Linked DNA regions of Homo sapiens: region 2 is linked to region 1. A link is an interaction called in ENCODE POLR2A ChIA-PET data of the cell type or tissue named here. Cell type or tissue: MCF 10A. All regions are shown on one strand. Links, peaks and the distances in the headings refer to the core of each region. The heading gives the core; the rest is flanking DNA. Region 1 overlaps IGF1R (insulin like growth factor 1 receptor). Region 2 overlaps IGF1R (insulin like growth factor 1 receptor).

Region 1 (2,801 bases), core at 232-2,731:
CCTCAGGCATAGGGTCTTCTAGGGGCAGGACTGATGAGTGAACAGCAGGGTGGATGGAGCAGAACCGTTGGAACCTTCAGGGCAGGACCTGCCACCATTATTTGGTCACAGGAAGTGTTCAGTGGTGAACTTGTTGGAAATGATTTTGAGTAACTTCCGTCTCCTAAATCATATTAGGACTCTTTGGTCTCCTATGGTTATCTGAGTTGTTTTCCAGGAGGAGCTGGGAAGGTACCAGGAGAAAGATGACTGTCCCTCTCATGTTTGCTGAGGGTGTTCCTGTAAGGTGAGCTAGTGTTCCTTTTAGGGCCCGTGGAGACCGACCTTCACATTGAAGAAGCATATCTGTGCTCCGAGATGTTTTCATGGGGAGAAGTGTCAGGTGTAATTATAAAAGGAGTCTTTCTCTTTAAATACTGTAGGCGATTTAGAAATAGTGGAGGTTTAATTGAAGAGCTTGTCTACGTTTTTACATTTTCCTTAGGCACAGAGAAACTAGTATCTTTCTCTGGGTTGCCTTTTTTTTTGGAGACAGAATCTTACTCTGTCATCCAGGCTGGAGTGCAGTGGCCTGATCTCGGCTCACTGCAGCCTCTGCCTTCCGAGTTCCAGCAATTCTCCTGCCTCAGCCTTCCAGGTAGCTGGGATTACAGGCACGTGCCACCATGCCTGGCTAATTTTTATATTTTTAGTAGAGATGGGGTTTCACCATGTTGGCCAGGCTGGTCTGGAACTCCTGATTAGGTGATCCACCCGCCTCTGCCTCCCAAAGTGCTAGGATTACAGGCATGAGCCACCACACCTGGCCTGGGTTGCTTTTTAAATTCATACCTACTGTCTTATTTGGGTCTCAAATGTGATCAGTGGTTATACTTTTCTTGCTATGCATTTAAGTTGGAGCAGGCTCCGGGGCACCACTTCCCTCCCTAGAGTTGATGAACCCCTCATATCAGTGACCTCCCCATGTCACAGTGTATCTCGTGTGCACTGCTAGATATTCTGATCACACAGTGCTGAGATTACTGGTTTCTCTCCCTTTCTCTTTCTGTGGTTATAGGGATTCTTTAAGGGCAGGCAACATGTTCTTTGTTTCCATAGGATCTGACAAAGTGCATGGCATAGGTAGGTGTTCATCAAAAGGGGTGGAATAGGGTTGATCTCAAGGGTTTTAAGAGAGATCTGACGAGTTTGGGTGTGTGACTTAAAAAGCAGATACAGCGCCTTTTCACGGATACACCTCCGTGATTCCTCAAGTGGTCTGGCTGTGTTTATTTTAGGATTCTAAAAGTAAAGTGTTCTGTTCTGAGTCTTTCACGATCTGATGTTCTCCAGTTCTGTGAGGTCTCCTCCTTTAGTCCCATCATTGGGGCTGTTTCTGCTCGGAAGGCCAGGAAGTTGCTGGAAGTCTGCTGGGCTTTGCAAAGGGACTTTTGCTTGTGTGGGCATTGCCCAGTTGTGTTACAACTTGTTTACAGCCGTTGGTTTTTAAGGGATGAGGTAATCTTAGCTCAGCTTAGTGTAATACACAACAGTTTTGTTTATTGAGAAAATCATTGTTGAAGTTTTTCAGATGTTAGAGATGTTATGAATTGCAATCAAGTCGGTATCCTCTTATATAAGTGCATCTGACAAGCCCATTTCACAACTACATCTCATCAGTCACAGTTGGATGGCAAGGTTTATTGTTTAAAGTTTTTGTTTTTTCTTTTTTAAGTTGGGAAAGGAAGACAGATGGTTTCAGAAGCCAAGAAAGGGCACAAAGGCGTGGATATTTGGAAATCGGGACATAATTCACCATTCTTCTTAATTTTTTCTGATCTCTAAGACACTGAGACAGCTGTTAATTGAATTGCTTGTTCACAGTATTTGAGACGTAATGAAATGTGAGTGTCCTAATCACCTGGCGGGCGTAGATCTTTGGGATCCTCCTGGAGGCTTAGTAGGGCTGCCCTGAGCAGTATTGTCTTCTCCAGCTGGGCCTCTGAGCTGTACCATGTGCCCGTGCTCAGCCTCAGTCCCTCCCTCAGCCAGTTGTTAAATCACTTTGGACGTGTGACAGCCTCAACATGTCACAGCTTTAAAAGTTCAGATTTTAAAAAGGTAAGGAAATGATCTCCTAGTGAGACAACTTCTGCCTAAAAAATAAAAGCTTCTAAGACATAAATTCTGTGTTATGAACAACTTGCAATTTTCATAGTTTTCAGTTTTAGCTCTGGCAGCCTCTGATAGATCTTAAATATGTTTATCACAGCTGGAAAAATGTTTTATTGTCATCTTTGTTTATCATAATATGCCACCTACTCTGGTTGTGTCTTACAACTGTAGCTCTGTGGGGTTTTTTTTGTTTGTTTTATGCTTGCTAATGGGGGAGGTGGGGGGTGTGGGCGGATGAATATAAATGATACCTAGAAATTGAAATTGGAAAAAAAAATGTATTCAGCCAGTACTCTTTCCAGGTTATAGCTAAACGTCAGTTGGCAACCTCTATGCTGTGGTTTATTGAGTAACACTTAATACTTAGCACAGCCCTCAGTGAAGATCTTTTATGGCCTTTTCTGAATGTTATACAAACATAACTAAAGCTTATCCAGATGAGGACAGGGACCTTTCTTTCCTTCCTTTTTAAATGGAGCAAAATTTGGCCACTGGGTTGCTGTGGATGAGAGAGTAGAAGGAGAAAGGCAGTCATCGGGAGACTGTGTGCTGAGAGAGCGCATGTGGGATTTGGCTTCAGGAAGTCTGGGCTTGCATTCTATCCAGCGCTAATATTTAGTGAGTGTGATTTGGGGCAAATTATTTCG
Region 2 (2,801 bases), core at 211-2,710, 210 kb after region 1:
AGTGCCAGTCTTACTTGTCCCTGACTCTTGGTGGTTCGTGGCATGTTCAGGATAGTATTTGAAACAAGAGCTCATTACAAAGTAATGGAAACCCCTTGCTTTTATTGTGTATGCAGCAAAAGCAACATTTGGATCAATTTACAAGTTTCTGCAAAACACCGTCAAGAAATAATTTCGGTTGTGCTTTAGCAAGAAAATAATGGATCTGTGCTATACCACATGCCTTTTGGTATCCCTCACTGGGCTTTGCCAAAACACTGACTGCAGGAGCTAGACTACTGTTAGGCAGAGACACTGCACTCCCTTTGCTGTCCCTGCCTTCTCTCCTAGCGACTCCTCCAGGTACACAGGCCAGGGTCACAGTATCAGAAAGCAGCTCTGTTTTCCTCCAGAACCCCCCAAGCTTCCTTTCTGCAGCACTGTCTCTCCCACATGGAACCAGCTGGCTCACCAGTCAACAGCCTATGACACACAAATGCCTTGAGGATGCAGCATGTATTTTGTCTGGAAGCAAGCAACACGCTCTTCCTTTGTAGGCTGTTTCTCCTTTTGCTTGCAATGTGAGTGGCTTATCTTGGGTGGGCTTGGGGGTGAGATACCATGTGACCACATGAACACTTCAAAACAGTTGCTTTTTCTAATGCATGCTGTAATAACAATGAAAAGCATATCCTTATGGTTTTTTTAATGCAAGAAGACAGACTCAATTATGTGTGTTTTTGATTTTTTTTTTCTTCTTCAACAGCATGTACTGCATCCCTTGTGAAGGTCCTTGCCCGAAGGTCTGTGAGGAAGAAAAGAAAACAAAGACCATTGATTCTGTTACTTCTGCTCAGATGCTCCAAGGATGCACCATCTTCAAGGGCAATTTGCTCATTAACATCCGACGGGGGAGTAAGTATTCCATCCCCCTGGAAAAACGGCTAGATCTCATGGTTTTCTTTTGTTGATGCTTTTCATGCTCCCGTCCCTGAGTCACCACTAAAATATGGGCTTAGATAAACAACATGGTGTGTAAGCCTCACGCATGACGTCTCTTCTTTGAGTTTCCCTGAAAGATAAAGAACAGATTGAAAGGCAATCTGTCTTTTAGCCATTGGCACGTCATTTATTCCTGTAAAGAGGGTCATCGCTCATCTTTTTGTTAGTCACATCTTGCATAGGAGAGGCAAGCCCTGACACATACAAACCCCAGAAGAGACCATTGGATCAGACGTGTGACTCAGCAGACTCCAGCTGTAGCCAAATCCACACATCTTTCAAGTCTAAAGAGTTTTGGTTACTTGAATTTACTGAGAAGACTGAGCAAAGGGAAGTTTAGTGATATCACGTTAAAATTTTATGAAGTCCAAAAGAATGCTAGATTTCCAAATTTACTTGTGAGAGACAAAAGGATACAAGTGTGTGTCATTGTGTACATAAAGTTTCGGTCTCACCCCTGTACAATGACCTTTATTTGCAATAGATGGCATTCCTGGTAAGTTGCTTCTGAGTTGGATTTGTGCAAAGGATTTCCCACTGACTTAGCCTATGATCTCTTCACTTCTTTGGTTTTTTGTGTGTTTGTTTTTTGGTTTTGTTTTGAGACAGGGTCTCACTGTATCACCCAGGCTGGAGTGCAATGGCATAATCATAGCTCACTGTAACCTGGAACTCCTAGTCTCAAACAATCCTTCTGCTCAGCCTCCCACGTTGCTGGGACCACAGGCACACACTACCATGTCTGGATAATTTTAAAAATCTTTTCACTTCTGATTTTTCATTGCCAAGGGCTTCTAGTAATGGTGCCTTAAATTCTCTGCCACTGGGACCACTTGGTCAAGGTACTGATAGTTTTATAAGCTAGAATAAATATCGTAAAATGGCTTTGAAGTTGAAAGGAATTTTGGGGGGGGAATCCTTTTATGAAGAATTTTTTTTTTTTTTTACAGTTTGAGAGGAAAAATAATGTATTTTGAGAATGTGTTTTCCTTAATATTTGTTAAATGAGTAGACTGTATTCTTAAGGTTTAGAAAGGACAGAAACAAGTTTGTGCTTAGTTCTTCTGAATTAGTTGATATCCCTTGTTGCTGTTCACAATACACCCACTCCCAGCCCTCCGTGATGGAGATAACTCTGTTCCCCACAACTAGGGCTTGCCCACTCTCATGGTACTTCTGATGTTTAATTCTTTTGGCTGTGTCTGCATTTCCTCATTTACTTTTAATTTGCTTATCCCTAGAACATACCTTTTGAGTGCCTAAACTTTTTTATCTTCCTGTCCTGAAGACAAAAATTTAATCTGTGAATTAAACCCATGGAGAAGTATCATTTATGAAGGGATTGGTACATATTGATGCATGATGATGAAATGTGTCTTCTGGTTTATGTCCATTGCAGGAAATAGATTGGATTTAGGATGATGGGACATCTCATTAGAGGGGAAATTTCCTGATCTTGACTAAGGCATGCTTCCTGCCCCACGTTTAAAATTCAGGATCTCTTCCTTAAAACATCAACTGCACGCAACCTCTCATCTTTCCAACTTGAACTTCCCTTTAATTTTTCTTGGAAAGCTATTAAATTAAATTAGATGTAGGGCTTTATCCTTTAGTACCCTTATTATTTTATTTGTATCAACTCAAAGCAAAATAGAGCATTTTATTAAATATGTCTTCATAAATTACGCACAGTAAAATCCCATTAATTGGACCACACCCAGTTCATTATAGTGTTTATTATAATTTTAGCATTAGTTGAACTGAAAATTGGTTTTTGTTTACTATGAGAAAAAGGTAGACTAAACAAGATGAAACCTGTT

The links. Peaks named below come from ENCODE experiments on the same cell type or tissue, not always from the same donor. Only the 100,000 strongest peaks of a DNase experiment are listed, where the experiment ranks them.
Region 2: POLR2A ChIA-PET joins it to region 1 with 5 read pairs; 3 of 35 experiments call an interaction of 5 or more read pairs at or near these places.

What each region holds. Positions count from the first base shown.
Region 1 is chr15:98,682,038-98,684,838 of GRCh38, forward strand. All of the region lies in intron 1 of IGF1R (insulin like growth factor 1 receptor), which reads left to right. Among named protein-coding and RNA genes, the nearest start is that of IRAIN, 33 kb to the left of the region's middle. In MCF 10A, for the core only: no CTCF peak of the experiment used is centred there; DNase peaks (open chromatin) are centred at 1,444 and 2,504.
Region 2 is chr15:98,896,012-98,898,812 of GRCh38, forward strand. IGF1R (insulin like growth factor 1 receptor) reads left to right here. Exons shown (of 21, transcript NM_000875.5): 4 at 746-894. Among named protein-coding and RNA genes, the nearest start is that of PGPEP1L, 110 kb to the right of the region's middle. RefSeq lists an enhancer at 296-1,495. In MCF 10A, for the core only: no CTCF peak of the experiment used is centred there; a DNase peak (open chromatin) is centred at 1,150.